Regions from separate parts of the Mus musculus genome. Here regions 1, 2 and 3 are each linked to region 4. Evidence: chromatin loops called from intact Hi-C (ENCODE). Cell type or tissue: heart. All regions are shown on one strand.

Region 1 (8,000 bases), 170 kb before region 4:
AAAAGAGAGAATAGCCAGGTCCAGGGACATCTTGGAGAGTACAAAGTAGACATAACCCTGAGGCACGTGGAGAGAGGAAAGAAGGGAGAAAGCAGATCCAACATAGAGGTCAGGGTGCTTAGTGACAGATGAAAAAGACCAAGTGACCAAAATGGTTGGACTGCATAAGGAATGGCAGCTGGGTGAAGGGCAGCCCTACCCCTGGGCTAGAGGACGAGATATGCAAGCCATACCCTGTATCAGGTAGGGACTGAGGTCTGCTGAGAGAACCAGGTTTGCTTTGATTTGTTAAGTAAGCCACTTAACCATTTGTCCCAAAGTTTCAGACTTAATAGGAAGAAAGGGAATGAAATGATTTAATTATCTCTCAAAAAATATTTTTAAAAGTTGGAACAGGCTTTATGATCCAATATTCTTCAGGGACTAAACATACGTACTAGACGCACCAAGTGTTATTCACGTCTTTTCTCTCACATTCTGCATTTTCTAACAGGGAAAATAACATTCCTGTTAGGCACACCACATCAGGTTGTCTAGATCCTGTGTTGCTTGAAGTAGCATAAATATAGAAATTTGGTTTCTAGAAATAAGTTCATGTCCTCATCCAGATTCGTGATTGCCCTGCTCTGGGAGCCTCCTAGATGCCCAGTTGGGACTTTTACTGATTGTCTAAAACTGACTTCCTGACTACTCATTGCTATTACCAACTACTGTCAAAGCAGAAAGGCCCTCACCTTCCTTCTTCCACCTCCTTTTCTCTGCTGTGATTACACCAGCTTCAAAGTTGGTCAGAGAACTCAATGCTTACACAGGCCCCTCTTTATTTGTAGTCAGTCCCCTCACCCCAATCCAGGGAGGTTGGAGGACACCCATTCACTGGTCTATATCTCTTCTCACTGACCAGTCGGACCCCGCCTGAAAGGAGCAGCAGGACAGTCTTCCAAGCACAGGGCATTAATACTCAAGTGAATAAAAACAGACCAGGTTTGTGGGTGTAGAAAATGGTTATGTTAGCTGGAAGTAGTCAATAATGAATTTCTTTTTTAAAAAGATTTATTTATTATTATATCTAAGTACACTGTAGCTGTCTTCAGATGCACCAGAAGAGGGCATCAGATCTCATTATAGATGGCTGTGAGCCACCATGTGTTTGCTGGAATTTGAACTCAGGACCTTCGGAAGAGCAGTCGGTGCTCTTAACCACTGAGCCATCTCTCCAGCCCAATATTGAATTTCTATTTCAGTGGTGTGTGTGTGTGTGTGTGTGTGTGTGTGTGTGAGTGACTCTTTCCAGCTAACATAACCATTTTCTACACCCACAAACCTGGTCTATTTTTATTCACATGAGTATTAATGAGGGTTCTCTAAAGTCACAGAACTTATGGAATGTCCCTATAGTACAGCAAATTATTAAAATGACCAACAATCTGCACTCCCAACTAACCAAACAACGAGTGATTTTCAATGGGAAATCTAAGGATCTAGTAGTTACTCAGTCCCACGACAGCTAGTGTTCCAGCTTGTCTCCAGTATAAGTTGGAATCCTGAAGAAGTAGCTGCCTCCTATTCTTATCTGAAGGCTGAAGGCATGCTCCACTGGCAAAACCCTTCACCTGTTACTGAAATGAACACTTCATTACATGACTCAAATGAGGAATTTTAACACTGGTGTGGTACAATCCTTTATCTCAATAATTTAGGAATTTTCATCAATAGGAAAGCAAGGCCATTGCCCGGGGAGCATGAGACTGGGATCAATGGTGCCTGAGTCAACATAGCTTGTCTTAGAAACACTTCTAGTACAGGGAAGAAGTTGCAGCTCTCCTAGAATAAGATACCTTCCCCAGGAGCAATCACTCCACAAACAATTACAAGATTAATTAAGAAAAATCTCTTTAATTGCAGCATGCAATCAGCTCTGGCTAATGCTTAGAGAAGAGACAGCCCAGAACAGATTTTACATTCCACATATGCTGTCTCATGTAAGTGTGTCTTAGGTTCCAGCCCTGGGCAATGTTTTAAACAATTTAAATATGGACTAGAGACTGCAAGTCCCACAGATGGGAGACTTACACAGAATAGATATAATCAGAATTATTTCTTAAATAAATCAGTGCCCTGAAACAGCAGGTCATTCATCAGTGACAGGGTTCTGAGATAGAGGAGCCAGAAGATGCGAAGGTTGGAAAAGTTGAAGGAAGAAAGTATCAAAGCTGGGATGGGGGTGTCTTGGACGGGCTCTGTCTTATGCCACACAGGCTTCTGGAGAATATCAGCCTGTATACTTCTTACAGGGACAAAATGGAACAAAATAGGAGACTTGTGTGGAGTCAGCACAAACTATCATGAATGGGGAAAACACAGGAAGGATCTAATAGAAGAACGTTGTACAAAAGGAACACTGAACCTCTCAAAAACATTCCTGACCAAGCCCACACTGGACTCGGGACTGATAACCATAGCCGCATGTGGTGGGATCTCAGGATCTGAAGCAAGCCATCCCCGAAGGCCCTGGCCCCAGACCACCACCCGCTCTCCCAAGCACCATCCTTGCTTTAGAGAAGGAGCTCTATTTTATTCTCAGCACTTCAGGGCCTTAGGTGAAGCCCCTAAGCCTAAGCCCCAGGCTGTCATTGGCTCTGGAGACTGAGAAGGGGCTGGGCCATTCTCCATTCATGAAGGCCTCATAGAAAGCCTCCCTGGACCAGGCCAGTCCTCAGCACAGCAGTGGTTTTCCTTTTCAGTTATCACCAAGTGTGGTCTTGTCCACATGGCAAAACTATGCTTTGCTCAAGAAGAAACCAAGGGGGCTGGAGAGATGGCTCAGTGGTTAAGAGCACCGACTGCTCTTCCGAAGGTCCCGAGTTCAAGTCCCAGCAACCACATGGTGGCTCACAACCATCCTAAACGAAATCTGATGCCCTCTTCTGGAGTGTCTGAGGACCGCTACAGTGTACTTATATATAAGAAAGAAAGAAAGAAAGAAGGAAAGAAAGAAGGAAAGAAAGGAAGAAAGAAGAAAACCGGACCTTTATGGCACACCAGGCCTTAATGTTGGTCGTGACCCTATTTTGCCCCTTAGAGCCACTTGTTAGAGGCCTGTTCTTTGATATCGGGATGGGCCTAATTCATGATTGTAAACCAGATTTGTCTCCTTTGTTATGGTTTGTAGACAGATGTCTGGACAATCCTGGTAAAAAAACACATATACTAGCATCCTATTATCCGTGGGGTGTTTTAGAGGCAGTCCTCCCTCAGCTACATTCTACTTGGTGTCACTGTAAGTTTTGGTAAATCCTTTACATCATCAATTTTACGCTTCTAAATCACAGCTCAACATTGGAGTGCTACCCAACACACGAGGTGCCTTTTACAGCTTCCACAAAATCAAAGCCAAAGGGATCTTACACCTACAAACCTACATATTAAAGGGCTAAATGCTAAGGCCAGAACTTCCTGAAGATACAGAGAAACTAAAGCTCTCCGCGTCTGGCTTCTTGCCAAGGATGTTTCTACACAGAAGCCCTTTCCCCAAATGCTTTGTGCAGATGCAGCCACCCTAGTGAGGTTATTCAGAGGCCACCTCCGGCTCCAGGGAGAGAACAGGACCACAGGGAACCTCACAAGTTGCTGCTTGTCTTTCTGGCTGCTGTTTATCACCAAGCCCCAGGGACGACCCAAGACAGCAGCTCCCTCTGCTCAGCCCCCTGCTCTTTCCTTTTGTTGGACATGGCCCTGCACTTACCATGTCGGGACTTCTGAGTTTGCCTGAGCTCTTCTCACAGCACCCAGCAGCGACACGTGGACCACAACAAACTGAAACACACCGGATTGCTCCGCTTTGGAGAGGAACTTGCAGGAAAGCTCCCGGAAAAGCCCGCCTTCTCCTCTGATTGGCAGGACCGCCTCCATGTGCTGATTGGCTAGTGTGTATGAGTAACATAAGCACCACCTTTAGGGTTAGAGTGCGCGGAAGGGACAGCGAGGAATAATTCCAGGCACAGGCTTCTAGTCAGAGGCCAGTCCTTTTGCAGATCTGCAGAGCTTTTCATTTCAGTACATCTTGTGTTTGTTTTCCCACCCAGGTCGGGGAGGATCCACAACTCCAGCTTCTGGATGCTGAGCTACCTGTTTCTCCCCTTTGTGGGCAGTGACCCTGTGCTACCTTGTTGCAACTTTGGAGCTGTCCTGAGCTCCAATCACAGTGCTCAGAAGTTACTTCCTCTTCCTCCCTCAATCAAGGTCCATAACTTGTGTGCTGCGGGTCACCCCAGTGGAATGTAGGAATCTTTGGAACGAGGGTCCTCGAAGACTAGGTGGGTAAGGATTTGGTGGTGACAAACAGAAATAAACACAGAGGCAATTTGAATCAGTGTGTTTTTCAGCTCTCAAGCGAGGATTTTTATACATAATGAGGAACAAGTATTACAACTCTTAGAAGATGTGTTTAGTGTAGTAATTAGGGGTAGGACAGATAACATCATTGTTATTTAGCACAGTTAAACACAAAATCATCCAAGGCTAATTGCATATTTCCAAGAGCAGGTTAATAAATTTTTATGGTCAGTTATTATTTAACATCTACTACCTAATTTTTTGTGAAACTTCAAGGTGCAAATTTAAACTATTTTAATTCTTCTTCTTTTTTTTTAATCTTAGGCTTTCTTTACCATATACCAAACCCACTTCTGAGGACAGATGTATAGCCATATGAAATTTTGTTATTGAGAAAGTTCTTATCTATCATAATACTATTTTGTAATTTCCTAAATGATTTATGAAGTAAAGCGCTGGTTTTCGCGAAGATAAGGTCATGGCAGTGACCCCCATCTCAAGGGATGGTATCTTACCCAGTGTCTCGCTTACAGCCCCAGCCCAGGCTATCAGGAACATCTTGTAAATAAGGAAAGGAATAGAAGAAGATAAAAAGAGATACATTGCCATGAGAACTTCAGCTCAATATTTTGCTCTGGTCAAGATTTCCAAGAGGCCTCCTTCTTTTGAAATTTTTGCCTCAGTATGTGGAACTTGTCACACAGATCCAACTAAGGTTGGTGTGGCACTTTTATAGACCATTTCTCAACTTACAGTGGAGTTATCAGTCTGTCCCACAAATGGGAAGGTGCCCAGAATATTAACAATTAAAGAGGGATATTAGGAAACAAAAAAAATTTTTGTGCGTCTTCTTCAGGGTTCAGGTACACTGCAAGTACTTTCTACCTAATAGTTATGAGTCAACCCTCAGACCCAAGCAGGAAGCACATGACAAACACTGTGGAGCACTCTTGTTAACCAGCACATCTTCCTCAGTGTGTTGGTACAACAAACAAATAGCAACAGCAATTCTCTAGATAAAAAGAACTGATAGAATCAATCTCTCTATCATGTTGGAAGTGGACTTATTAGAATGGCTCAAAAGCTGTGTCATTCTACTAGTCCAACAGTGGCTGTCTACCAGTGGAAAGTTGAAGAATACACTCATGGTTTAGTCCATGTGGCTGCATGCCTCAACTGGTCTTCAGTATATATCAGAATTCCAAAGAAATAAGCCTAATGCCAGTTTGTTTTTGTTTTTTGTTTTTTTAATGAACTTGCTAGCCAGAGGTAGGGCAAGTAGACAAAGAGAAAGAGGTATCTATCATTTTCAGTGTCCTTTGTATATGTAAGCTGTGGCCTAGATTAAAGATGGATCATATCAACTAAAAGATCCAGATTATATAAGGGTTCTCCCATTTCAAAAGCTAAGATAAAAAAAAATCCCCACAATAGCCAACTATTTGAATTTTAGCTAATTCCAGATATATTTAATATGGCTACCAAGAATAGCCAGTACAACTATCTAGTCAGGAGATGTAAGAAAAAAAATTTTTTTTCTTGTGGCAGGCAATGAGAGCATGGGAGCCATTTCCAAAGCAATGATTTTCTTATAAAAAAGGAAGCATTGAGACTTTACTTGGGGAATATGGATGCGTTCACATAGAGGTTTGCCTACCCCTATGCATGCTAAGTTAAACCTTCTTCTCAACTTGGCCACAAGGTAAAAGCAGAGATATTTTTTCTTTTTGTTTTTTTGAGACAGGGTTTTTCTGTGTAGTCCTGGCTGTCCTGGAACTCACTCTGTAGACCAGGCTGGCCTCAAACTCAGAAATCCGCCTGCCTCTGCCTCCCAAGTGCTGGGATTAAAGGCATGAGCCACCACACCTGGCTAAAAGCAGAGATTTTAAAGATCATTCTTAGCTCAAAGTCATGCAGAATTATGTGTAAATTATAAAAATGATGGACAGAAATGCCTGTGGGATGTTCACCTTGTACTACAAGGTCTGAGCTGAAAATCAAATAAATGACACTATAAAAGTAGATTGCTCAGGGGCCAGTGCTACCTGATAGTCATTATCTGTGATCTTCGATCTAACCAATAAATGTAACAATGCCACAGTTCTCATATACAGAAAGAACGGAGAGTATAAGTGCCAAGGACCAACCTCAAATAGGTCTGGGTTCCTAAGAGAAGGGGAATTTGAAAGCAGCAGGGAATCAAGCAACTTGAAGTCAAACCCTGGGTCCAAGCTTGACAGCTGCGTGGCCTATGTTCTGCTGAGATGACTTTCCAGATGAGATGGTGCTCTGCTCTGCTCTGCTCTGCTCTGCTCTGCTCTGCTCTGCTCTGCTCTGCTCTGCTCTGCTCTGCTCTAGACAGATGTTACTTGCTATTCTAAACACTCTCTGAGACAGGTAGCTTTCTGGTCAAGACAGCTCTCTCTGCTAGTAAAAATTTTAAAAGCTCTCTAGATAGCTCATGGGTTTTCTAACTAAAGTCAGAGAAACTGCTGTAAAAATAAGCTTGGATCTACTGGCCAAGTCAAAAATACAGATAGAAAAATTGTTTTGTTTTGTTTTGTTTTGTTGAGGAAGGAGTTTAATAGTTTAGCAGTTAAGGACATTTATGAGTGAAAATCACCACCTCATAAAAAGAGAGGCATTATTGTTTCTTTCCACCTTACAGGGTACCTCCCTTTATTCCTTCCTTCCTTCCTTCCTTCCTTCCTTCCTTCCTTCCTTCCTTCCTTCCTTCCTTCCTTCCTTCCTTTCTTTCTTTCTTTCTTTCTTTCTTTCTTTCTTTCTTTCTTTCTTTCTTTCTTTCTTTTTTTCTTTTTTTAATCGAGACAGGGTTTCTCTGTATAGCCCTGGCTGTCCTGGAACTCACTCTGTAGACCAGGCTGGCCTCGAACTCAGAGATCCACCTGCCTCTGCCTCCTGAGTGCTGGGATTAAAGGCATGCACGCGCGCCACCACGCCCGGCTACAGGGTACCTTTCAATAAATGTGGATTTCCAAACAGGAATATGAAGGAGGGAAGCAGTGTAGAGGAAGAAAGTGCCCTTGAGGGCTCCACCCTGCCTGCCGTCACCTCACATCTGTAGCTTTAATACTCTCAGGAAAAGATGACCATCTTTTGTAGAATGTTTGTACATGTTTTCATATTTCAATTTCCACTTAAACTTTCTAAGGCTTTAACTGGCTCTATAGATTAAATGAGTCTGTGCTTTCCTTGCAATGCACTTATGCTTATTAATGGCATTTTATAATTTTGTATGAATGCCTATTTTCGCTAAATATTTTGCTTTCACTAAGTACTTTCCAGCTTTCCTGGGGGTTGGTGGAATTACTCTTTACTGACTAATAAACATTCTCCCGACCCATAGGACTCAGTTATTCGGGGGCTCGAGGGGGGCCATGCCTGAAAGAGAAACGGACGAGAAAGAACGAGCGAGACCAAGCAATGATTGTCAAGGTCTCTTTATTGTGAGCAAGGTTACAGAATATAAGCACTAAGAAGGAGGAAGTAAAAAGGGAGAACCTTGCCCGTGCCTCAGCCCGGGGGCAGGGGTGTTCTGCATAACTGCCTGGGAACTTATTATCTACTCTTAGCTCAGGGAACCTTCTGTGGTTTTTCTCAGAAAGTTTGCAGATACTATTATCTGATCTTGATGTTCTGTCAGC
Region 2 (8,000 bases), 530 kb before region 4:
CTGGTGATGAAGTTCCATCCACATTCTTCCTTGCACAGAACGGGAAGCTGGGGGGTATCTTGGGTTGAGCCACTGTGATTTACCCACTGTTGTCTGTTCCTGACTCTACAAGAAAAGTGATTTTGAAATGACGATCTGCCTTTTGGCCGTTGTCTCTGCTTTCTTCAGTTCTTCTCTGTCTTCCCAACCCACTTTCTCTGCCTGGTCTGCGGTAACACCTGGTATATTTCCTGGGACGGTACATCAAGGATTGAAAATAAAGCTAGTTGAGATCATTGAATGCTTATGACTTTTTTCTTTTTCTTTTTCTAACCTCTCTTTATGATATGAGATAGGAGCCACGAAAGCCAAGGCAAAGGAGTGGTAGAGGTGAGCACCCCTGGGAATTTCCCAATAAGTCCTTGAGGCCCAGAGTTACAAATGACCCCTGCCTTGTTTCTGGCCTTGGGCATGAGAACAAGTGCATCCAGCTTCAGGGCTTGAAGGCTCAGGAGTAACTCTGCTAAGACCAGTGCTGAGATGAAAGACAAGCCCCAGGCTCCATTCCTGCAGCCTGCACCCTGCAGCCTGCACCCTGAGGTTCCCAGCCCTGCATCCTACTGACTTCAAAGCCAGGCTGCAAAAGGGAAAACTGACATGGCCCCATGACCGGTGTTCTTACAACTGAGGGCTCCAGAAAAGCAACCTGTGGACCCCGGGCTGGGTAAGGCTCACCCTTCCGGTTTCAGAGGGACAACCTCAGCCTTAGGCTGTGACACTCTGGAGGAAAGGCCCCATGTGGCCTCTTAGCTTGGCAGTAGAAAGTGCAGTTCTGCCCAATCTGGCTGATTCTGCTTCATGTACATATCCGATCCAAAGAGGAAACAGGAACTGGGTGGTGTGTCTTTATTTGGAAACAGAGGCAGAGTTGTAGCTCAAAGTTATAGTGCAGGGTAAGCACGCAGAAGACCTTGGGTTTAATTCTTAGTGAAAAATTGGAGGGGGTGGGGTGAAAATACATTTCTTAGGAATCAAAGATGATAGAAAGGTACACTCCCCACGTATCCCATGGCAATCGTAGAGAAGCCTCTGTACTGTCTCATACACTTGTTTTAACAGGCAACTACTGTGAATGCACTATGTGCCAGGAAAAGTCTGTGTTGGAGACTGGGTGTTCTGTGTCTGTGCCAAACACTGAAGCTGGCATCTTCTCCCATCTCAAGATGTCCCAGCTTTCAGGAAGAGAGAGAAGTATACAAAAAGCTTATATACATGTGCTACCAAGAACAGTGAAGTCAGAAGTCAGACATGGGTGTGAACGCCAAGGTGATGCATCCATGAGGGCGACAGAACAGAGCTGTGGACAAAGGGAGTTTGAAGAGGTCTGAAGGAAGTGGAGGGAGGTGGTCTATATGGGTCTCTAGGACAAAGTGACCCAGGCAAGAGAAGTAGTCTGTGCAAAGTTCTGAGGCAGGAGTGTGCCTGCTGTTTGGAGGTCAGGAGGCCAGTATGGCTGCTGACTGAAAAAGTGAGGGTGGAGAAAACACCCGCAGGAGGCGGGCCTGGATCAAGTAGACCCCTCCTCTTTCTCTTAGATCCCTCCCATCTCCTTTCTCTTCTCTTTTCCTTTTGGGAGACAAAATCTTGCTGTGTTGTACAGCTAGCAAGGGATCCTCCTGCCTCAGATTCCCAAGTAGCTGGGACTATAAGCATAAACCTCTGTCCTGGGCATTTCTCATACTTGACTGTACACATATGGCTTCTGGGGATGTGGTAAATGCAGGTTGTGAAGCACTAAGCCTGCCATGGGGCCCAGCAGTCAGTATGTCTCTGCTGCCTGGAAGATGCTCATGAGGTAAAGTCCATGGGCAGCTCTTCCAATATGAAGGATGAGCCTTGCCAGGTAGGGTACTGGGGAAGAAAGGCGTGTAGGAGACACTGGCTTGTTCTGAGTGCAGACAGACCTCACCTGATCTTTGTTTTCTTTTTCTATCCTACTCTTCCTTTCCTTTTCTTTCTTCCTTTTTCTCCCTGATGCTGGGGATGGAACCTAGGGCCTTGTACATGCTAGGCAATAGCTCCACCACTGAGCCACAGCTGCAGATAGCTCCAGCCCTTAACCTTTGTTCTTAAAGAAACTGCATTAGCTGATTAGGCCATACAAGAAAAGGGTGAACACAACTGCAAGCCCACTGAATAATATTTTTTTTAAAAAGTGGTGGTGGGGTGGGGGAGGGGCTATTATTCTGACGGTGATCCCTGGGGTACTTGCTAATAGGTTGCTAGTACCATGTATGAGAGAAAAGTCTAGGTTGACAAGATTATATGCCACTTGAACAATGAGAACATGTATTCACCTTCTTTAATCTGGAAGGACAGTGTTTGAGAAAGAGGTTTCAGGATGTGGTATATTTAAGAGGTTAATTAGACATTTAAATAGGGGCTGGGGCTGCGCTCAGTTGGTACACTATTTGGCTAGAATGCTTGAAGCCCTAGGTTTGGTTCCCAACATCCCATATAGAAAGTATGGTGACACATCTGCGTGATACACAAGAAGTGCAGGTAGGGCGGAGGATTAAAAGTTCAAGGTCATTCAAGTCTGAGGCTGGCACTGTCTCAAAAAAACAAAAGCAAAACCTAACATTTGAATATGGGCTGAAACTGGAGGAAACGTTCTGGTTCCAGGTTCCAGCTTGAAAGACAAGGGGACCTGGAGGGGAAAGTGGAGGATTGAGAACTCCAGCACTTTGAAGACAAGGAGAGAGAAGACAACGCGTGCAGGGGATGAGGTGTAGGAACTGGCAAAGGGAAGGCCTCACATTTTAGGAGTAGTTTTTGTGCCAGCTAGCTACAGCTGAGTAATAAAGTTAAGATTATCTGAGACTTCTTCCAACCTCGCAAATCACTAGAAAGGCCTTTTGTGCTGAGGGTGAGGCTCCATACCTGGTATAGAGCAGCCAAGGTGGATGCACATCTGTCCAGAGCTGTTCCTGGTTGTGGGCTGGTGCAACTCAGTCTCTCTGTGGGTTCTTTGCCCCCAGAAGGCAGGACCAACTCCCTCACACCATGGCAGCTGGGAACCAACCAACCAAAAAAAAAAGAAGCAGCACACAGGGTTTCCTCAACACAGCCTTGGCATCTAGCCAGCCTGTCAAAGTATCACTTCTGCCATGTCCTCTGGAGTAAAGCTAGGAGGTCAGCTAGCCTGGATCTTCATCCTTTTAGAGGGTTATGCATGCTGACAGTAGAACTCAGGGCCTGTGCATGCTAGGCAGGTGTTTTGTCTCTGAGCCACACCCCCAACTCAGCTTCCACACCTCCAGCTCAGTCTCCTGGTCTTGGTGGAGCAGGAAATGCCGAGTACACACTGGAGGAGGAAGTGTTGGTGGGTATCTCTCAGACCACCTGGCAGAGTCTGCCCTTTCTCTTACCTATAGCTTTATGTGTTCAACTAAAATGTGCTCTTTTATAAGTCTCTTTTTATTAGCTTGAGTGCTTCCTTATTTATTCGAGCACTATGTAACCTTCTGTGTTCCATTGTTTTGTTTCTGGCCCTAGCCTAGCTTTTGGTTTGATTTGGTTTCTTAAGGTGGAGACTAGCAATGTTGTTCAGGCTACTCTCAAACTCATGGTCTCCAGGGTGTGATCTTTTTGCCTTGGACTCGTGAATAGCTGGGACCCCAGATGTGCACCACTGTGCCCACTTGCCTAACTTTTGAATTAAGGACAAGTGCTTGGCTGAGGGCAGGACATATGCCTGTGCTAGTTGTTGGCACCGCCTTCCTCCTCAGCAGCTTGCCCACAGTATCCCCTCCAAGGAAACTACCTATCTACAGCTGTCATTGCCAACAGGAAAAAGTCTTTGCCAGCCCGAAGAACTCCACAAACCAGTTTTCCAAAGTCTCCGACCTCTAGTGTTTATTTTTTTTATTATTTATTCACTTCTTAAGTATTTGGTAGAGACACATTTCTTTTTACTCTTGATTATTCAGTAACAAAAACTTGAACTTCATGACGGAGCTGATGGTCAACGAGGCCCAATGTGATATGGACATTGATTTATTCTTTCCCATAGCTTCCCACCACCTGGAATCAGCAAAGGGTCCCAAGGAAGTGGTACCTGCCCTGGCAGAGGTCAGCAGCTGGTAACCAAAATATTGTTACTGGACTCAGGCCTTCATAGCACCTCCTTTCCTGTTTGAAGGCCCCCAGGGTTGCTCATCAGCCCTTTAGCCCGCTGCGGGTGATTTATGTGTGTGTGGCATGGTTGTACAGGCCCACACCATTGGGAGAGGGCTTTACTCTCAGAAGGTCTCCTAAGGAGGAAAGCTTTGACTTCAATCTATGGTATGCTGAACCAACTGACGGTTCATCCACACCATCTGTGAGCTGCTTCGCTCTTATGACCACTTAGACGCGTTCCCAATCTTATCTCAGAGCGCTGCCTGTGTCCCAGGTCCGGAGGCTGGGCCAACCGTGTACTTGCAGCTTCTGTCGCCAGCCAGAAAGTTATTTGGTCTGTAAAAAGAGATCGCAGAAACCCAGGAAACTGAAGCCGAGAGCGCGGGCTAGCCCCGGACTGGGCGCACAACAAAACCTAGTTCTACCCACCTCCCGGAGTCCCTGTCCAGGAGGGAAGAGGTGGGAAGGGGCAGGCTCAAGGAAGCTGCTTCTCCGGGAGAGAAGTAGTGGGTGGTGGCCGCGGGGGCGGAGCCGGGGCGGGGCCGTGGAGACTCTTAGGGGCGCTCAGGCTACCGCACCCGCGTGGGGCGTCGGGCGAGATGGCGGCGCGCAGCCTCGGCAGCGGTGTGGGGCGACTGCTGCGTGGCCTGCAAGGGCGCTCTGGACAATCGGGGTGGTCACTGAGCGTGTCCCGCTCGACCGCCACCCGACTCCCGGGCTGCGTTCCTGCAGCAGCGCAACCAGGCTCGTACCCCGCGTTGAGCGCTCAGGCAGCCCAGGAGCCGGCCGCCTTCTGGGGGCCGCTGGCCCGTGACACACTAGTTTGGGACACTCCTTACCATACTGTCTGGGACTGTGACTTCAGGACGGGCAAGATCGGCTGGTTCCTGGGAGGCCAGTTGAATGTGTCTGGTGAGTGCCTTGCTGGGTCCAGCTCATTTTCGCCGAGACTCGGGAGGCTCCAGTCAGTAGCAGCTGCCCCCAGGCCTTGGCTCTTTTCTCCAGAATGCTTCACCACCCACCCTAATCCTTGGGTCACGTCACTTTGTTCTGTATTCCACCGGATCTAGAGACTGCAGCTGGCGAAGCAGCAGTTACCCTCCCAAGTCTGCAGCGCTGTCTCTAGCGGGAAACTGGGGATACCCGGTTTAACCTCAGAGTGTTCTACCCTAACACAGATTCTAGGGGGCTTTGTCTTCAGACACAAAGCTTAGGACCCCAGATAGGCCTAGATGGAGAGAGCCCATGCTCCAAGAGTCCAGGCTTTTCTGACTCAGGGCCCCCAGATCAGCAGGGTAAACGCAAAGTACATAGGTTGCTATCGGCAACTGCAGGTGCTAGGGCTCGAGGCTCCCCTGAGGACAAACCTTGCAGTGTAAACAGAGCTTGGTGGGTGCAGGAAGAAGAAAGTGTCAGCCCCTGGGAGGGAACTGCTTATCTCCTCCGGTTGGGGTATGTGGGCAGGAAGTTCTCGGTCTAAGAACTGCACCCCAAAAACAAACGTCTACAGTGTCAAAGGCAGGTGTAACTTCAGCTCTCCGGAGTCTGAGTCAAGAGGAGCTGAACTCAAAGCCAGCTTGGACTATGTACCAGCCTCCCCCTTGATCTCTAAACGAGACACATCAGTCACTCTAGCTGTCAGTTTTCTGATGAGCCCGGATTCTGCTGAGGGTGGAGGCAGGGAAACACACGGAGGAGCCGAGAACTGAAGGAGGGGTTGGACTGAGAGGGGCTGGACAGACAGGCTGTGTCTCTGGTGCACAGCAGAGGGTTGGGAACTTTTGCATTCCTGTGGGATGGGAGCGAGGGTTGGATGGGTCAGAGATGCGTAAGGGACGAACTGAAGGTCTTTAAGACGAGGTGGCAGGTGATGCTTTGTTTAAGGACCAAAGTTAGAGGTGGAATCTGGTGTCTGCAGTTTCACTACCTCTTCAGCTTTGGTGCGTCTCAATCGCCCCATTTGTAAAATGAGAAAGCAATACTCACCTCTTATGCTGTCTGTACCGCAGTGCTGGGGGTGGGGATACAGTAACCTGTCCAGGCTTACTGGTGATCAATAAGCTGTAGCAGTTCTGATTTAATATATTCAGAAATTATAGGGTCTGTTTTTATTTATTTATTTATTTATTTATTTATTTATTTATTTATTTATTATATGTAAGTACACTGTAGCTGTCTTCAGATACTCCAGAAGAGGGCATCAGATTTCATTACGGATGGTTGTGAGCCACCATGTGGTTGCTGGGATTTGAACTCGGGAACTTCGAAAGAGCAGTCAGCGCTCTTAACCACTGAGCCATCTTGCCAGCCCCCTGTTCTTTTTTTAAAGCACAAAACTTTAAAGAAACTTTGGACAAGTCATTTTTCCCCCGTATATTATATCACTTGACAAGTTTAATCTAAATGAGTCTTTTACTAGATAAGTGTTGCCTTTAGACTTGAGTCAGCAAATTCTTCAACTTGGGTTAAGAAGTTCTTGCGTTTGCAGAAAGTGTCCTTCAAGTGAGTATAGCAGTTTGCAGAAGGAAGGGGGCAGAAAGTGTGCGGCTTCTTTGGAAACCTCTCCTCCCTTAAGAGGTCAAGGCCGCTGGGACGACCAAGCTTGTAGCTGATAAGAAGTGGTATCAGCCTTATGGTGAGGCTTGGGTGTGGTCTTCTAGGAATTCTCTGGCCTCTATTCTTCTACTATTAGAGCTGTGTGAGCCAGACAGAGTTTGAACTTCGCCAAACTGACATGCAAGAAAGCAGCTTCTCCAAATGTCTGGCTTCCTATCTGTCAGCAGCATCTTTGCCCTTTGCCCGTTTCTGCAACCTCCAGGGGTTACAGTGTGAACAGGGAACAGACCGACTGCAGCTGCTCTGGGAGCCACTTAGAGAGTTGTTAAGTCATTGGGCTGTTTAGGCCTGATCTGTTTATGTGTGATAATGACAACTTGTTCCAAAAATTTGAGTGGCACTATTATCCTTCCAGTGATCTTCAGGCTAATGCTTTTCAAAGGTCCAGACCAATGCTGCTGGACCAGGAAGCTTTTAGAGATGCAAATTCGGGGGCCCACTCTAGACTCTTAGGTTTAGAAACCCCGTGGCTGGGTGTCTTCCAGCTGTGATTGACAGGCCCTGCAGGTGCTTGGCACAGCACACACAGCACAGTTTGGTGGTTTCAGCTGGGTCTTTTGGGCTACACTGAGGTCTTAATTCTTACTTCATTGCATTTCACATGTTTCCTTATATTTGACCTAAAGAGAGCAGTGTGTCCTGGAATATTATTGTAGTTACCATTGTTCCATACTCTAATTTAGCTGTACTGCTGGATAATGACCCTTTTATTATCCTGAGGTCTTAGGTCAGGACTCTCAGGGCCCACGGGGGTCTACTCTCTCCCCTTCCCTGATATCTCACCTCCTGGTTTGAGGCCTGAGTGGTGGGTGCTATGCTTAGAATATGGTTCATCCCCTAAGCTCCTCAGTAAAGTCCCCTTGTCAGCTATTATGAGGGAGGTAGCTAGGATTGGGAGAGGTTATCCGGGCTGAGATAAAAGGTTCTGATCTTGGTGTTTTATAAGAGGGAGTGGCCAGAAGAGATAATGGATGTCTCATTCCACGTGATGCTCTGCCTCATTTTAGGGCACACTCATCAAAGACAGCATTACCAGACACAAGCCTTTGAACTTCTAGATGCATGAGCTAAATAACTGTTTGTAAAAATAGCCATCCTCTGTTATTTCATCAAGGTTCCTGAGAATGGATTGTACAGTTGTGATAAGTGAAATTTCAGGCTGGGCTCAACTGAAACATGTCCTGCAAACCACACAAAGCATCTCATGGTATAATGGCTAGGTT
Region 3 (8,000 bases), 900 kb before region 4:
TTTTGTAAACACTGGAGGAGCTTTGGCCCATTTGATGTAGAGCTGGAATGTAACTTACTTAAAAGCATTGCTATTCAACTCCTACTTCCAATGTTGTGATTTTGTGAGCACACTAAGAGCAAAAAATAAATGTGAATAAAATGTGAGAAAGATCAAGGTCAACACAGTACACTAAAATGAAGAACAGCAATTCTTTATTTGGGAAGCAGAGTGCAGCATTTTTATTCTTGGCCACATCATATACAGTTACAGTAGAGCAGTAACAGTATTTGGCAGTCTGTAATGTTTGCTTTGCTCTTACAGGACAAAGGGCAGATTTTTTTTAATGTTATTAATTGAACATTTTGCTAGAAGATAAATGAAGGGAAAAAAATAATGATGTCTGGTCAAAAAAATACATGGGAGTATAAAGGCAGTATTCTATAAAAACTCTGAAAACAGCAGCATCTGCTTGACTCTAATGACCTCATGGTGGAAGGAATCACAGCAACATGTTGCACATACAAAAGAGGCAAGGGTGGGTGTAGAAATGTGGGAGTCATCAGGATCAAAATAGGAAACTAATTCAGTCCTATGGGTCTAGCCCACTCCCTGGGTGTAGCAGTATTGTATCAAGAGGGTGGAGCCACATGGCCTAATTACCTGCAGGTCCTTGTCTACTTCAGTTCTATCACTATTACACTTGGGACTAAGCTTTCTACAGGAATCTTTGAGTAACAAACTGACAGCAGAAATGGGTTAGATCAGTCTAGTATCTGTAAGAGAAAAATATGTCCAGGGGTAAATTCCTAACAGTGGGACCTCCTAGCCAATAAAAGGCATCACTAAATTATTCTCAAAGGTGTTTGCACCAATTTACATTTCCTCAAGCAGAGTATAAGTGCCTATTTCCCCATGTGGTCACCAGCTTTGGCTATCAAATATTTAACTTAATATATCTTTTGCGGGGTTCTAGTTGTCTGTTTCAAAATACTCAGATGCCTTTTTAAAGTTGATTTGATTTGTATGGGTGTTTTGCCTTGCACATAAGTGTGTGTACCACTTGTGTGCCTGGTTCCTATGGAGGCAAGAAGAAGGTGTCAGCTGTCCCTAGAAATGGAGTTACAGACAAGTGTGAACTGCTGTGTAGGTGCTTGGAATCAAACCCAGTCCTCCAGAAGAACAGTCAGTGCTTTTAACTGCTGAGCCATTTCTCCAGCCACCACACCAAATATTTAACTTTTATTTCATAAATATATATATATATGTATATATATATACATATATACATATATACACATATATACATATACATATATACATATATATATTGAGACAAGGTTTCACTAAGTAGCCTTAGCTCTCTTAGCGTTCACTCTGGAAACCAAGCTGGCTTTTAATTCATGGAGATTTGCCTCACTCTGCTGACTGTGCTGGGACTGAAGATATGCATCACTTGGGGGAGGGTATAGAGGGTTTTCGGAGAGGAAACTAGGAAAAGGGATAGCATTTGAAATGTAAATGAAGAAAACATCTAATAAAACAAAAAAAAAAGAAGAAAATTAGAGCTTCCATAGCTTTCAGTGAAAAAAAAAAAAAAGATACGCACCACCACCAAGGCTACATGTGTCATCTTTATTTCTATTCTATTAGATTTACATTTTATAAGGATAAGTGGGATTGACCATTGTTCTAGTTTGCTTCCAGTTGCTGTGGTGAAATACTTTGTCCAAAGCAGAAAAAGGTTTATTTGGGTCACTCTTTTAGGTCACACTGGATCACTAAGGGAAGACAGAGCAGAAACTTGAGCAAAAACTAGAAACAGATACTGTGAAAGAATGAAATGCTGCGTGCTGTTTTACTCTCTGGTTTGTGCTAGTTTCTTTGCAGCCCTGACACACAAACCTAGGGATGGTGCCACCAACAGTGAGCTGAGCCCTCCCATATCAATCATAAATCAACACAATCTCTTACAGACATAGCTGTAAGTCAGTCTCACCTGGCAACGAGCCAGTTAAGGCTGACAATAAATAAAAGCTACCCAGAACTTTTTAAATATTCATTAGCTGTATCTTTCTCTCGTCCCGCCAAGTCTACCCTTAAGAGTTCAGTAAAGACTGACATATCTATATGCACATATATATGTACATCTCAGTGCCTTAAAATTCCATAGGAAAACATCAGGGTTCTAGTCATGTAAGTTCAGAAGGAATCCAGGCTGTGAAGACCAATCTTGAAATACCAACCAATGCATGGTATCCCAAAGACAGACAAACCTCTGTTAGGATTGATTACATAGACTGCAATAGCTTGTCTAGGGTTAGATTTTTCACTGACTGAAACAAGATTCTATACGCACATTAGAAGAAGGCGAAGACCTGACCCATGTCTCTAAGATCCATGTGTCCATCAGAAGCTTATTGTATATCTATTATGATATTTGACACAACTACAAAAAGCAATTACAAATATTGCATTCATAATTTTGGCTGACTGCTAGCCTAAGTGCACACAACTGTTTCACCACCACTGCATCGGTGAGGGTAGTCTATTAAAGGAGGAACACTTTTGGGAAAGTCATCAACTCTGACTCTGCTCCATAAAATACAAAAACTATAGGTAGTCTGCCATTCATCTCTTTCTACTGAGCATCAGAAACCCATCTGTGACTTGTGTACCTCAGGTTATGGGAGCTTTTTTTTTTTTTTTTTTTTTTTCTGTACAGAGCTAAGCATCTTAGTCTTTAGTCAAGTTATACAACTCTGTCACTGTCAGGCAAAAGCAGAAGTATACTACATAGACTCAAGGATGCTGCATTCCAATTATTAAACACCCAAAAGGAGTTAAGTTTATCTCAAAACACAGGAAGTTTTACAGCCAAGCAAAGGTGGGCCAACAAGTTCCTTATGAACACAATACAGCTCAAAGTTAAATTTGTAGCCAATGAAAAGACAAGAACAATATGACTGGCTGAAGTCAGCCTTTACCTTACATAGTTTTGGCGGTTTGGGCCTGACTGGCTGGAGGCCCAGCCATTTTTTCACAATTTGTATATATTACCCAGGTAGGGTACAGTTCACTATGAACAGAAGCCACTTGGAGCCAGTATCATTCAAGTATAGACAAAGATCTTAGTTGAAGTTAATTCAAGCCAGATGTGGTGGTACTTGGGAGAACTAGCACTTGGGAGACAGAGGGAGGCAAATCACTCTGAATTTGAGGCCAGCATGGTCTACACAGCTAGCTCCAGGCCAATCAGTTACTCAATGTGACACTGTCTCAAAACAAACAAACAAACAACAAAAACTGAAACTATAGACAATTAAATTTAATCAATTCTCACATGTTATGAAATACTTTCTCATTTTCTCTGAATAACTTACAATGTAAGAACCAATCCTAATTCGAAAGCTCAGAACCAGGTCTGTGGCATTGGCTGACCCAATAAGTTCCAGGTTAGTGAAAGTGACTCCAAATTTCATCAATAAAAAAGGATTAGAGGTTGATTTCAACCAACAGAAGGCAAACCTTGTTACTTATCTTGTGGGGTTCTTAACAGACAGTCTCGGTTCCTTGCTAGAAATTACAGAAAACCATGCAATTAATAGGCACACAAGACTTGGGCTGCAGAGTTTCAGAAAAATGAGTAAAGATGGAGGGAAAGGAGCTGGAGAAATGGTTCACTGGTTAAGAACTCATACTGCTCTTGTAGAGGACCCAAGTTCCCAGCACCCACAGTGGGCAGCTCACAGCCGCCGCAACTGCAGCTCCAGGACGACCTCGTCTGTCCTCTGCAGGCACTCACGTACACAGAAACACAAATACACATTTTTAAGAACAACCATTCGGCAGACACTGCAGAGACTCCCATTTCTCTTCAGTTCTTCTAAGCATCTTTCAAAGGATGTTCAGATGAAGGCTCTAGTTCCTACAAGGCTGTGGGCAAGAAGTGAAGCGCTAAAGTCACCGGGCAGCTAGGTTCCGAGGTTGGTGGGCACACTCTCCTGCCCCATCTCCTGATGGAGACTGTGCGGTCACCATAGAAAGACAGGCCAGCCAAGGGTCTGGAGAGTTTCTCCAGTACGGCTCGGATGTCCTTCTCAGCCCTAAGCAAGCCCACCAAGCCATTAACGGAGAGGACCATCCACCCACACACAGCAGTAAGCCTTGATAACACTCATCCACCTCTCGTGCACGCGCACCCTATAAAATTTAGTGTCCGAATCTCGCGCGATCTTGCCACGGAGACCCCGGAGCTTTGGAAGGGTCAGGTGACCTCCGAGACTCCGCCCAGGTGTTCCTGACCGCCTTGCGCATGCGCGGCGCGGCAGAAGCGGCTCGCGCGCTGCTTGGGTTGCCGAGGCTATGGGGCTGAGTCGGGTCCGCGCGGTCTTCTTTGACCTGGACAACACACTCATCGACACGGCCGGGGCGAGCAGGAGAGGCATGTTGGAGGTAACGTCCCCGCGCCGTCGCCCTCCCCTGCCGGGCCAGCACTCCGCTCCGCACCCTCAGTCCCCCCGCTGCGTGCCCGTGGAGCTTCTTTCCCGCGCGTGGGGCCGGGTGCTGGACTCTGAACTGCCACGACTGCAGAGTCGCCGCCACCTGCGGTCACCCGGGCTCGGACGGCGCGGGACGAGACCCCTCGCCCTCCTCTTGCTGCAGCCCCGCGCGAGATGGGCTGCGGTGGGTTTTGGGGAAGAGGCTCAGACAAGGCTTTGGCCCAGGAAGTTATATAACTCTGAGAGGCGGGCCTGGACTTAACCTACATCATAGCATTTTTTTTTTCCCTGCAGGCCTCCCTGTGGCCTTCCGGGCTTTCTGGTGCTGAGACCCTCGGCACATAAAATGCTGAGGGGGCAGTCTTTTAGTGAGGCATTGCTGATCTGCACCCTCCTAGCTATAGCTACAGATGCTGTCGGACATCTTCCTTTTCCAGTCCTGCTCTTAACCCACCCCTACTTTCCATCCCCTGCCTTCAGCTTCAAGGAGAAACCGAAGGAGTATCAGATGTGGAAAGCCCACTTACAAAAAAATGCCTGCCCTTTCAATACTAAGGGTCTTATGCGTCTTCAGGTAGTTTTTTGTTTATCTGGATCTTAAACCTTCCACATTTCTTGCTGCATTGCACCCACAGTTTGTTCGTGTCGGTCTTTAAAATTTTTTAACCCTACATCTCTCTTGGACTGTGCTTTTCTGCACAGCTATGTTTTAAGGAAAATTGCCACCCGTTGTCTCCATCAGGGCTCTCTTCTCTGTATTTCCAAATCCACTCACTGGGACGTAGCTTCTGTCTCTGCCACAAGAATACAATAGGCTTGCCAAGTGGTTAGGTGGCTCCCAAAGTGCCAACGTCACTAGGTATTTTGAATTGGGGTGTGCATGTGCGTGTGCGTGTGCGTGTGTGTGTGTTATTTTCTTGGTTCTGAGGTTTGAGCCTACCTCCTCGCCATCCGAGACAGGTTCTCCCCTGAGCTACTTCTCCCCACACTTGGAATCAGTCTTAACTGAAGATTTCCACGCTGTCGATTGCCCCGTGCATTGTGACACCCTCACACGTTACATACTTCCGTGTGTTCTGCCTCCATTATCTCAGACTGCAGACAGGGCACACTCAACAGGTGCTCTTATCCAGCTGAGGCCCGTGTTTTGAGACTCAGGTTTTGTGTTAGGCTGGTTCTTGTTAAGTAGGTCTATTAAACCTCACATTTGAATCACAATTCTCCCAGTACTCGGTGCCTCAGCAGACCCCCTGTCTATGCCTAGCCTCAGATCCTCGTAAATTTGAGCATTAGTCTGCATAACACTGTCAGGTAGCTTTCATGCCATACATGGGAAGATTGTACCATCCAGCGCTCATTCAGTGAACTGCGTCCCCATCCACTCTTGTCTCCCAGTCTCGCTTATTCTCCCCTTAATGACAAAAAGGCTCATCCAATGTAAATTTTTGCTGTAGTCTTATCTCCAGGCTGACCACATCCAATTCATCTTTCATATCCCTGCCACAGTGAGTTTTGGGTTTTACTTTTTAAAACAAAAAAAAATGACTTGGGAAACAAGGCAAGAATATCCCTTGAGCTTCAGAATTTGTGACCAGTCTAAACAACATATTAAGACTCTTATCTCACACCACCACCCCACAATGTTTCTCCATGGCATTGCCCCTATATTTTGTACCTTATTTTTTACTTCCGATATCCCTCACTGCACCTGTCAGAGGATGTTATCATTAATTTTTTGCAACTCATACCTACAGCAGAATCCTGAGTTTCCTGAAAGGGAACATGCTATCTTAATTATCCTTGTTTGACATGTAATAAATGCTGAATGAATAGTGGATGGTGCATAAGAATTCATATCTCCAGTCTTGGTTCTTTCACCTCCTCCTTTACTTATAAATGGTCTATGAAATTAGCAAAATTAAATGCTGTAAGCATTTTATCTTGTAAGGATATAACATTCCTTATAAATTTTGACCTGTCCCAAAGTAATATGCCAGCTGTCATATACCATTTTGAATCATTTCTGAGGGGCTAGGAAGATGTCTGGCCTTTGCCTTGGTGAAGGAGTCTATCAACCTTACTTTCTAAAGAACCATATGGGAAAGTGTTTTCCATTCTTTTTAGGCATATGTCTTAGTTGCTGCTCTCTTGCTGTGACAAAGTAGCTTGTAAGAGAAAGCATTTAATTTGGGGCTTGTTTACAGTTTCAGAAAGTAGGGCTATGATCACCGAGGTGAGGAGTAGGATAGCCAGCATGCAGGGGTAGCCAAGAGCTCACATCTGACTTGCAAGTTAGAGGCAGAGATAACAAGACCGGGCCTGGCTTTTGAAAACTCAAAAGCCCACTCCTGATGATAATATCTCTTCCAACAATGTTACACCTCCTTGTCTACTGACTGAAAACCAAACATCCAATATATGAGCCTATTAGGGCCATTCTTATTCAGACTACTACAATATACTTTCATAGTCAAGAGGAAAAGGCATGAATGTATAGTTCCTCATTGAACAGATTTTTTTTAAATTTTCTTCATTTACATTTTAAATGCTATCCCGAAAGTTCCCCATACCCTCCACCCACCCACCCACCTACTCCCACTTCTTGGCCCTGGTGTTCTCCTGTACTGAGGCATATAAAGTTTGCAAGACCAAGGGGCCTCTCTTCCCAATGATGGCCAACTAGGCCATCTTCTGATACATATGCAGCTAGAGATACGAGCTCTGGGGTACTGGTTAGTTCATATTGTTGTTCCACCTATAAGGTTGCAGACCCCTTCAGCTCCTTAGGTACTTTCTCTAGCTCCTCCATTGGGGGCCCTATGTTCCATCCAATAGCAGACTGTGAGCATCCACTTCTGTGTTTGCCAGGCACCGGCATAGCCTCACAAGAGACAGCTATACCTGGGTCCTTTCAGCAAAATCTTGCGTATGCAATGGTGTCTGCATTTGGAGGCTGATTATGGGATGGATCCCCGGGTGCAGCAGTCTCTAAATGGTCCATCCTTTTGCCTCAGCTCCAAACTTTGTCTCTGTAACTCCCAGAGTGTATTGTTCCCAATTCTAAGAAGGGGCGAAGTTGAACAGATTTTTTTTAAAAAATCATTTGTTAATTAAATGTCTAATACAAATAGCTATGAACTGAGAAATGCATTTACAGGTGTGTTAGAAGAAGTAAAGGGCCAATTTATTTCATTTTTAAGGTAGATTCATCACATGTGGCATTAGTGAGTGATGTCCGACTTAACCAGGAGTAAGCAGGGATGCTGAGAGTGTAGTTCATTTGCTGGACTCTTGCCTAATTTTCACAAGTCTCTGGTCTAAGCCCCCAGAATCATAAAAACTAGCCATGGAGGTATATGCCTGTAATCCCAACATTTGTGAGGTAAAAGCAAAAGAACCAGGAATTCAAAGTCATCCCTCAGCTTCAAAGAGAGTTTGAGACCAGCCTAGACTATATAAGATCCTGTCTCTAGAACATTTTATTTAAAAAGGAAAAACAAACAAAAAAAAAAAAAAAAT
Region 4 (8,000 bases):
AAAAGAAAAGAAAAGAAAAGAAAAGGAAAGAAAGGAGAAGAAAAGAAAAGAAAAAATAGTGAATATAATAATTTTGGTTGGTTTCCTTAATTTAAGACATGTTTTCATCTAGTACCCCAGCTGTCTTGATTCACGGAGTACACTATAATGAATAACACACATTGAATCCTTAAGTAGTACTATATATTTAATCCTGTGTCTTTGGACCATCATTCCTAGCATGATAGTCTTCTACAGAAGAGGGAGCTTCCAAGTGAATTGATATTGGTCTGGTTAGAAGTAAAGGAGAATGTTCTTAGCAGGGTGAGTTCTTCTTGGCAGTCTTGGCTGGTCTTCATGGCAGTCTGTTGCTCCTTCTACAGCATCTTGAGATCATGATGCAATTCCCTGGACTTCACAGGACTTAAGTGATTTTGTTTGCTTGAAACCCCTACTTATTCCCCGCACAAGCTAAAAAACCTTTTTGCTCTCCTTTCCCAACCCCATCCTCAAGGAGAATATGCTGGGCCATGACTGCCTTTCTCATTACTCACCCAGGAGTACCCACCAAGGGCTCAGCTTTTTTACCTTATATGGGCATAATCATAGATCCTAGTTCATAGAGCATCACCCCATGCCCTAAACCCATACCCCCCCTTGCTTTAGCCCAGACATGCTGTGTTTATTATTTACAGTTAGTTTGGAGAAGATATGTATTATGGCAGCCCATTTATTATATACATAGCCATCTTGCATGCATTTTGGATGCTACTACAGGTGGTTAATATATCTCCAGTAATTTTATCTGTAGAAAGGAAACTTATTACAAATATTTTTGACAATAATAGAACTTTATCTGCAAATATGATGTTCTCTTGGAGGAATAAATCTTGACTTTGCCTTTTTAAATATGAATACATAAAAGAAATAATTCATTTCCAATCTACCTGTCAGAACATATGTTAACATGCATCTACTGGTATTTGATCAACATAAAGCATTAAAAATCAAATGCTAGTTTATATAACCTTACTTATTCATATGTGTATGATATGTATGTTGTGGTTCATGTTAGATTTTTTTTTCACTTGATCTGAGCTACAGGCAATTGTGAAAAGGAAACCTTGAGAATATGCATCCATAAGATTGGTCTTTAGTCTAACCCATGTGAGATTTTCCTGATTGATGACTGATGTGAAAGAACTTAACCCATCTTGTAGAGTAGCACCTTGGGCAGGTCGTTTTGGGAGACAAAAGAAAGTAGGTGATGGGGCTGGAGTGATGGCTCACTGAGTAAATGCAAACATTGCCCTTTCAGAGAACCAGACTTCAGCTCCCAATACAGACAAGAGATAGGTTAAACCTGCATGTCACAGTAGCTACAGGGTAAATTCTTCCCATTAATTTTTGTCCTTCATGGACACTTTCATTCATGTGCATATGTTTACCCAACAGACACAGTGATTCTAGCACCATGCATTCAGTTTTCAACAAGAATGGCCTCTCAGTCTTTCAGCATTCACTATCATCTACAGCACAGTTTTCCACCTTCACCCTCTCCTGAAAACATTGTTCAAAGGCATAAACAGCCACAAATTCACATTATTTTTTCCTACCACCAGCCTTACTCCTCTGACACCAACCCATTCACTTATTTATTTATTTATTTATTTATTTATTTACTTACTTACTTACTTACATATTTATGTATTCGGTTGGTTGTTTAAAAATAAAGAAAGAAATAAAAATAGCCTGATGAATTCAACTTTTGAGAGAAAGGATTTGTTTTATTTAATATTTTTTGTGTATGGCAGTTTTGACTGCATGTACATCTATGTGTCCCATGCATGCCTGATGCTTTGTAGAGGCCAGAAAAGTGGGATTGATCACCATGGAACTGGAGTCACACATGGATGTGTGTCCTGTGGATACTGGGCCTCAAATCTGGGACCTCTAAAAGAGCAGCCTGTACTCTTAACCACCGAGACCCTTCTCCAGCCCCTTGACATCCTATTTGAATGTGCTGATAGCAACTATTTTTTTTAATCTTCCTTGAACCACTTAGAAAGAAGAATAATGACTTCTAGTACAAATTAACACACATATTCTAATAAAGTTGGAAAATGGGAACCTCTTTTCTTGGATGTAGCTCTTCCTTCCTGCTTGCTCCTTTTCATTAAAACACTCTTCATAAGACAAAACAAGAGAACAAGGTCTCTGCTGAGATTTTTTTTAAAGACTTCTTTTGTCAATACAACTAATATAAATCTCTTTACCTTAGTCTCAGGTAGACTCTTCAGACAAGGGCATAAAGCACCCATCTTCTTCACCAAAAACAGTCTCTAGGCCAGATACTGAAGTTCTTCTTCACTGAAACATCTTGGGCCAGGTCTGCACAGTACAAGTCACTCTCAGCAGCAGAGTCTTCCAAATACCTACTAGGATAGCCCAGTAAGCCTCAATAGAAACATTCCACTGCTTGCAACTACTCTGTGTCCCCCCAGCACACTCCTACCCAGCTACATAACAGAGTTAAGCAAGATTTCTGAATTCTTTTACATTGTTAAAAATAAATAAATAAAATGTACTTGCTGTCTCCTAAGCATCAAGGAGCTGGGGTTATGGGCTGGTGATTCATAGGATAATCAAAAGGGATCCTGGAATAAATAACCAAATTCATATATAATTAAAAAAAACAGGCTTTTGATCTGCATATGATGAGCTAGCAGGAAGATACTGCACTACTTTTTAAAATGTTTTTTTCAGTATTGAGAGCTGAGCTATCTGGATATCTCTGGAAAGCAAACACAGCTCTTCAGGATTTTTTTCTAACATTCTAATGTCTGAGGTTAGAAACCCAAAGAATTACTTAGAGAGGCGACACAGCTCTGTTAAAATATTTTCTAGCAGTTATCCAGAGAAGACTATGTGAAGAGTGAACACAGCAGATTTTTTTTTCCTTTCTGATTTTGAAAACCCAAGAATTACTTTTAGAATTTTTCTAACAGTATTTTTTGAATTGGTTGGAAAAGCCACGAATTTTTTAGATCAGTTTTTTCTGACTTTGGTCAGAAAACTGAGGAGCTATCCAGAGAGCGTTTAGAATTTTTACTAGCAGAGAGCTGTCTCAAGCAGAAAGCTAGCTGTCTCAACCTCAGAGGTTTTAGAATAGAAGGTAAAATCTGTCTAGAGCAGAGCAGAACACACAGACACAGAGAAAGCAGTCTGGGAAGCCATCTCATCTGGAATGCTATCTCAGCAGAACATAAGCCAGCAGCTTGGACCCATGATTTGAGTTCTAGTTGCTTGTTTCCCTGTTGCTCTCGAACACCCCTTCTCTTAGGAATCCAGACCTAGGTGAGGTTGGTCCTCTGCATTAGTGTTCTCTGTTCTTTCTATACATTGATACATTTTTGTATCTATACATTTTGATACATTTATTGGTTAGATCACAGATAATGATTAACAGGCAGCATTGGCTCCTTAGCCATCTACTTTTACAGCGTCATTTACTGGATGGTTAGCTAAGATTTTGTAATAGAAGATGGACATTCTAGAGGCATTTCTGTCCATCACTTTTATAATTTACAAAATGTTTCTGCATGACTTTGAGCTATATGCCATTAAAAATCTCTGCTTTTACCTTGTGATCAAGTTCAGAAGAGGATTTAACATAGCATGCATAGGGGTAGGCAAACCTATATGTGAACTTATCAACATTCCCTAAGTAAAGTCTCAATGATTCCAAAAGGAAGAAGCGGAAGTGCCTACTGAGTGTTGTGACTGGAGCTTTGGAAAGCTCCAAATTTGCAATGTGGCCCACAGTGGAGAGAGGCGGGTAACTCAGCAACAGCAAATTGGAGTTGTGGGTCTTCCCCTGACCAGGGTGGGGGAAAAAGACCAGCAAGCAATTGGAAGACAGACACAGGTGGTACTGAAATGCAAATTTCTACAGACCCGGAAAAGGACTGGCCTCTGCTGGCAACCTGTGCCTGGAATTATTCCTCTGTGTCCCTTCAACACACTCTAATCCTATGGGTGGTGTGTATGTCACTCCAGATTCACTAGCCAATCAGGACATCCAGCCGGATCTGCCACTCAAAAGTGAAGGCGGGCTCTTCCGGGTGCGATCTTGCAAGTTCCTCTTTTAAAGCTGGCAGTCGCGAATGTTTCTGCTTGATGTGTTCTGTGTACCGCTCCTGGGTGCGGGGACCTCAGGCAAGCCCAGAAGTTCCGACATGGTAAGTGCCAGGCGGTCTCCCACAAAGGGGAGGAGCAGGCGGCTGAGCCAAGGGGGCTGGAGTGCTGGGTCGTCCCAGGGCTCAGTAGTAAACAGCAGCCTGACAGAAGCTGAGACTTGTGAGCTTCCCTGTGGTCCTTTTCTCTCTCTCTGGACCTGGCGGTGGGCACTGAATCATCTCACTAGCGTGGCTGCATCTACACAAAACATTTGGGGAAAGGGCTTCTGTGTAGAAATACCCTTGGCAGGATGCCAAACTCGGAGAGCCCTAGTTTCTATAGTAAGTTTTGGCCTTAGCATTTAGGCATTTTACAGGTAGGTATAAGACCCATTTCGAGTTAATTTTGTGGAGCCTGTAAAAGGCATCTCGTGTGTCGGATAGCACTCAAATATTAAGCGGTGATGTAGAAGAGTAAAATTGATGTAAAGGATCTAGACTAATGCTTGTAGTGACGGCAAGTCGAATGTAGGTGAGAAAGGACTGCCCCTAAAACTCCACACAGGTATGTGCTATGCTAAAAAGGCCGAATGGAGAATAGGATGCTAGAATACATGTGGTAGTGTACCAGGATTGTCCAGACATTTGTCCACAAACCATAACATAGGAGACAACTCTGCTTTACAATCATGAATTAGGCCCATCCTGACTTCAAAGAGCAGGTCTCTAACAAGTGGCTCCAAGGGGTAAAATAGGGCCACAACCAATTTTAAGGCCTGGTGTGCCATAAAGGTCTGGTTTTCTTCTTGAGAAAAGCATCGTTTTGCCACATGGGCAAGACTACAGCTGGTGACAACCTTTTGAAAAGGAAAAACACTGTTTTGGTGAGGACTGGCCTGGTCAAGCAAGGCATAGAACAGCTCCTTCTAGGTCTCCAGAGCCAATGCCAGCCTGGGGCTCAGGCTTGGGAGCTTCCCCTAAGGCCCTGAAGTGCTGAGAATAAAATAGAGCTCCTTCTCTAAAGCAAGGACGGTGCTTGGGAGAGCGGGTGGAGGTCTGGGGCCAGGGCCTTCGGGGATGGCTTGCTTCAGACCCTGAGATCCCACCACATGCGGCTATGGTTGTCAGTCCCGAGTCCAGTGTGGGCTTGGTCAGGAACGTTTTTGAGAGGTTCTCTCTTCCTGTTTCTCCAGCTTTCTTTTATTAGCTCCTTCCTGTGGTTTTCTCACTGTATAGTAGTTTGTGCTGACTTCATAAAAGTCTCGTATCTTGTTCCATTTTCCCCCTGTAAGAAGTATACAGGATGCTGTTCTTCAGAAGCCTGTGTGGCATAAGACAGCCTATCCAAGACACCCCCATCACAGCTTTGATACTTTCTTCCGTTTATTTATTTATTTATTTATTTATTTTTCCAGGCAGGTTTTCTCTGTGTAGCCCTGGCTATCTTGGAACTCACTCTGTAGACCAGGCTGGCCTTGAACTCAGAAATCTGTCTACCTCTGCCTCTGCCTCCCAAGTACTGAGATTAAAGGCGTTTGCCACCACTGCTTTCTTCTACTTTTCCAACCTTCTCATCTTCTGGCACCTCAAACTCAGAACCCCATCACCAAAGAGTGGCCTGCTGTTTCAGTGCACTGGTATACTTAAAAATAATTCTGGTTATATCTTTGCTGTGTAAATCTCCCATCTGTGGGACTTTCGGTCTCCAGTTCATATTTAAATTGCTTAAAATATCACCTGGGGCCTGAACCTAAGAGAGACTTACATGAGACAGCATATGTGGAATGTAAAATCTGTTCTTGGCTGTCTCTTCTCTAAGCATTAGCCAGAGCTGAATGCATGCTGCAATGAAAGAGATTTTTCTTAATTAGTCTTGTAATCACTTACGGAGCGATTTCTCCTGGGGAAGGTGTAAAGATTCTAGGAGAGCTGCATCTTCTTCCCTTTACTAGAAGTGTTTCTATGACACGCTATGTTGACTCAGGCACCTTTGATCCCAGTCTCATGCTCCCCGGGCAATAACCTTGTTTTCCTATGGATGAAAATTCTTAAATTATTGAGATAAAGGATTGTACCACACCAGTGTTTTAAAATTCCCCATTTGAGTCATGTAATGAAGTGTTCATTTCAGTAACAGGTGAAGGCTTTTGCCTGTGGAGCATGCCTTCTGCCTTCAGACCAGAGTAGGAGGAGCAGCTTGCTGTGTATGCTCTTAGAAGAAACAGGATAGCTAGACCACAGACTAAAGTTCAAAGGAGTCAGCTGCGGGCATCACCATTATGAAGAAGGACTTAGTTCACACAGGGTGAATGTCTTTGTAATTTTCCAGCATGTATTAATTTATGCATATTGGTTGTGGTGGCTATTCCTGGTAGTCAACTTGACTATATCTGGAATGAAGTGCAATCCAGATATTGAGGGCACACCTGTGATCCAGATCTTGAGGCCTCTGACTTGGATGTTGACATGGGATGACACAAGCTTTTTCGTGTGTGTGTGACGGGGAGAGTGGTTCAAGACAGGATTTCTCTGTATAGCCCTGGCTGTCCTGGAACTCACTCTGTAGACCAGGCTGGCCTCGAACTCAGAAATCCGCCTGCCTCTGCCTCCCGAGTAACACTGTCTTGTTAATGTCATTCCCTCTACCAGAGTAGGCTGTGCTCATTTTCAAAGTCATTATGCCTATGTGTTCTTTCAATTATATTGATATTTTTACAAAGTCAGTTGTTGGTGTTACTTTTTAAATTTCATTATCTTTATGTATTGCTGTTCTGATCTCTTATTTTTAATCATAAAATGTTTCCCATTCATTAAGAAATCCATTCCTTTTTCTAAAGATGTTTCCTATATGTGTGTGTTTAGAGCATCATCTCCTGTAGCTCACCCTTTCCTTCTGCTGTGTAGTCAAGATTTGCTGTGAACACCTGATCCTGACTCTGCTGCCCTGTGCTTGGAAGTCTGTCCTGCTGCTCCTTTCAGGCCGGGCTCCAACTGGTCAGTGAGAAGAGATATAGACCAGTGAATGGGAGTCCTCCAACCTCCCTGGATTCGGGTGAGGGGACTGACTACAAATAAAGAGGGACCTGTGTAAGCATTGAGTTCTCTGATCAACTTTGAAGCTGGTGTAATCACAGCAGAGAAAAGGAGGGGGAAGAAGGAAGGTGAGGGCCTTTCTGCTTTGACAGTAGTTGGTAATAGCAATGAGTAGTCAGGTAGTCAGTTTTAGACAGTCAGTAAAAGTCGCAACTGGGCATCTAGGAGGCTCCCAGAGCAGGGCAATCACGAATCTGGATGAGGAACTGATCTTATTTCTAGAAACCAAATTTCTGTATTTAAGCTAGTTCAAGTAACACAAGATGTAGACAAACTACTGTGGCTGTGCCTAACAGGAATGTTATTTTTCCCTGGCTTAAAATACACAATGTGAGTGAAAGATATGAGTAATACTTGATGGGCTCTAGGACATACGTTTAGTCCCTGAAGAATACTGGACCATAAACCATGTTTTAACTTTAAAAAATAACCTTTGAGAGTACAATTAAATCATCCTTCTCCTTTCTCCCCACTGTTAAGTCTCAAGCCCGGGGACAAATGGCTGAAGATCCTATTTAACAAATCAAAGCAAACCTGCCTGTCAGGTTCTCTCAGCAGACCTCAGTCCCTACCTGATCCTGGCATGGTTTGCAAACCTAGCCCTGTAGCCTGGGGGTTAGGCTGCCCTTCTTCCAGCTGCCATTCCTCCTGTAATCCAACCATGTTGGTTGCCTGCTCTTGTCAGATGTAAATCTACCACTTACCATCCTGATATCTTGGTCTGGCTCTTGCTTCTCCCCTCCTTCCTCT

What was found. Peaks named below come from ENCODE experiments on the same cell type or tissue, not always from the same donor. Only the 100,000 strongest peaks of a DNase experiment are listed, where the experiment ranks them.
Region 1: a loop joins it to region 4, with 2.2 times the contacts of the local background. A loop is called at or near these places in 5 of 42 quality-filtered maps.
Region 2: it touches region 4 in a loop (8-fold over the local background); 5 of 42 quality-filtered maps call a loop at or near these places.
Region 3: a loop joins it to region 4, with 5 times the contacts of the local background. A loop is called at or near these places in 3 of 42 quality-filtered maps.

What each region holds. Positions count from the first base shown.
Region 1 is chr2:150,307,304-150,315,303 of GRCm38, reverse strand. 3300002I08Rik (RIKEN cDNA 3300002I08 gene) reads left to right here. Exons shown (of 4, transcript NM_027017.1): 4 at 4,086-4,367. The coding sequence ends at 4,284. Gm10130 (predicted gene 10130) reads right to left here and starts at 3,854. Exons shown (of 4, transcript NM_001374676.1): 1 at 3,746-3,854. The coding sequence starts at 3,748. In heart, no CTCF peak of the experiment used is centred here; a DNase peak (open chromatin) is centred at 3,893; H3K4me3 peaks cover 1,016 bases; H3K27ac peaks cover 907 bases.
Region 2 is chr2:150,664,958-150,672,957 of GRCm38, reverse strand. It overlaps Acss1 (acyl-CoA synthetase short-chain family member 1), which reads left to right and starts at 4,718. Exons shown (of 14, transcript NM_080575.2): 1 at 4,718-5,073. The coding sequence starts at 4,761. It overlaps E130215H24Rik (RIKEN cDNA E130215H24 gene), which reads right to left and starts at 5,464. Exons shown (of 2, transcript NR_040331.1): 1 at 5,001-5,464; 2 at 4,026-4,497. In heart, no CTCF peak of the experiment used is centred here; DNase peaks (open chromatin) are centred at 867, 3,117, 4,697, 5,547 and 1 weaker place; H3K4me3 peaks cover 2,087 bases; H3K27ac peaks cover 3,063 bases; H3K27me3 peaks cover 880 bases.
Region 3 is chr2:151,035,671-151,043,670 of GRCm38, reverse strand. Nanp (N-acetylneuraminic acid phosphatase) reads left to right here and starts at 4,292. Exons shown (of 2, transcript NM_026086.2): 1 at 4,292-4,434. The coding sequence starts at 4,345. In heart, no CTCF peak of the experiment used is centred here; a DNase peak (open chromatin) is centred at 4,250; H3K4me3 peaks cover 2,576 bases; H3K27ac peaks cover 2,419 bases.
Region 4 is chr2:150,132,788-150,140,787 of GRCm38, reverse strand. It overlaps Zfp120 (zinc finger protein 120), which reads left to right and starts at 4,110. Exons shown (of 4, transcript NM_181266.2): 1 at 4,110-4,220. The coding sequence starts at 4,146. In heart, no CTCF peak of the experiment used is centred here; a DNase peak (open chromatin) is centred at 4,047; H3K4me3 peaks cover 1,519 bases; H3K27ac peaks cover 730 bases.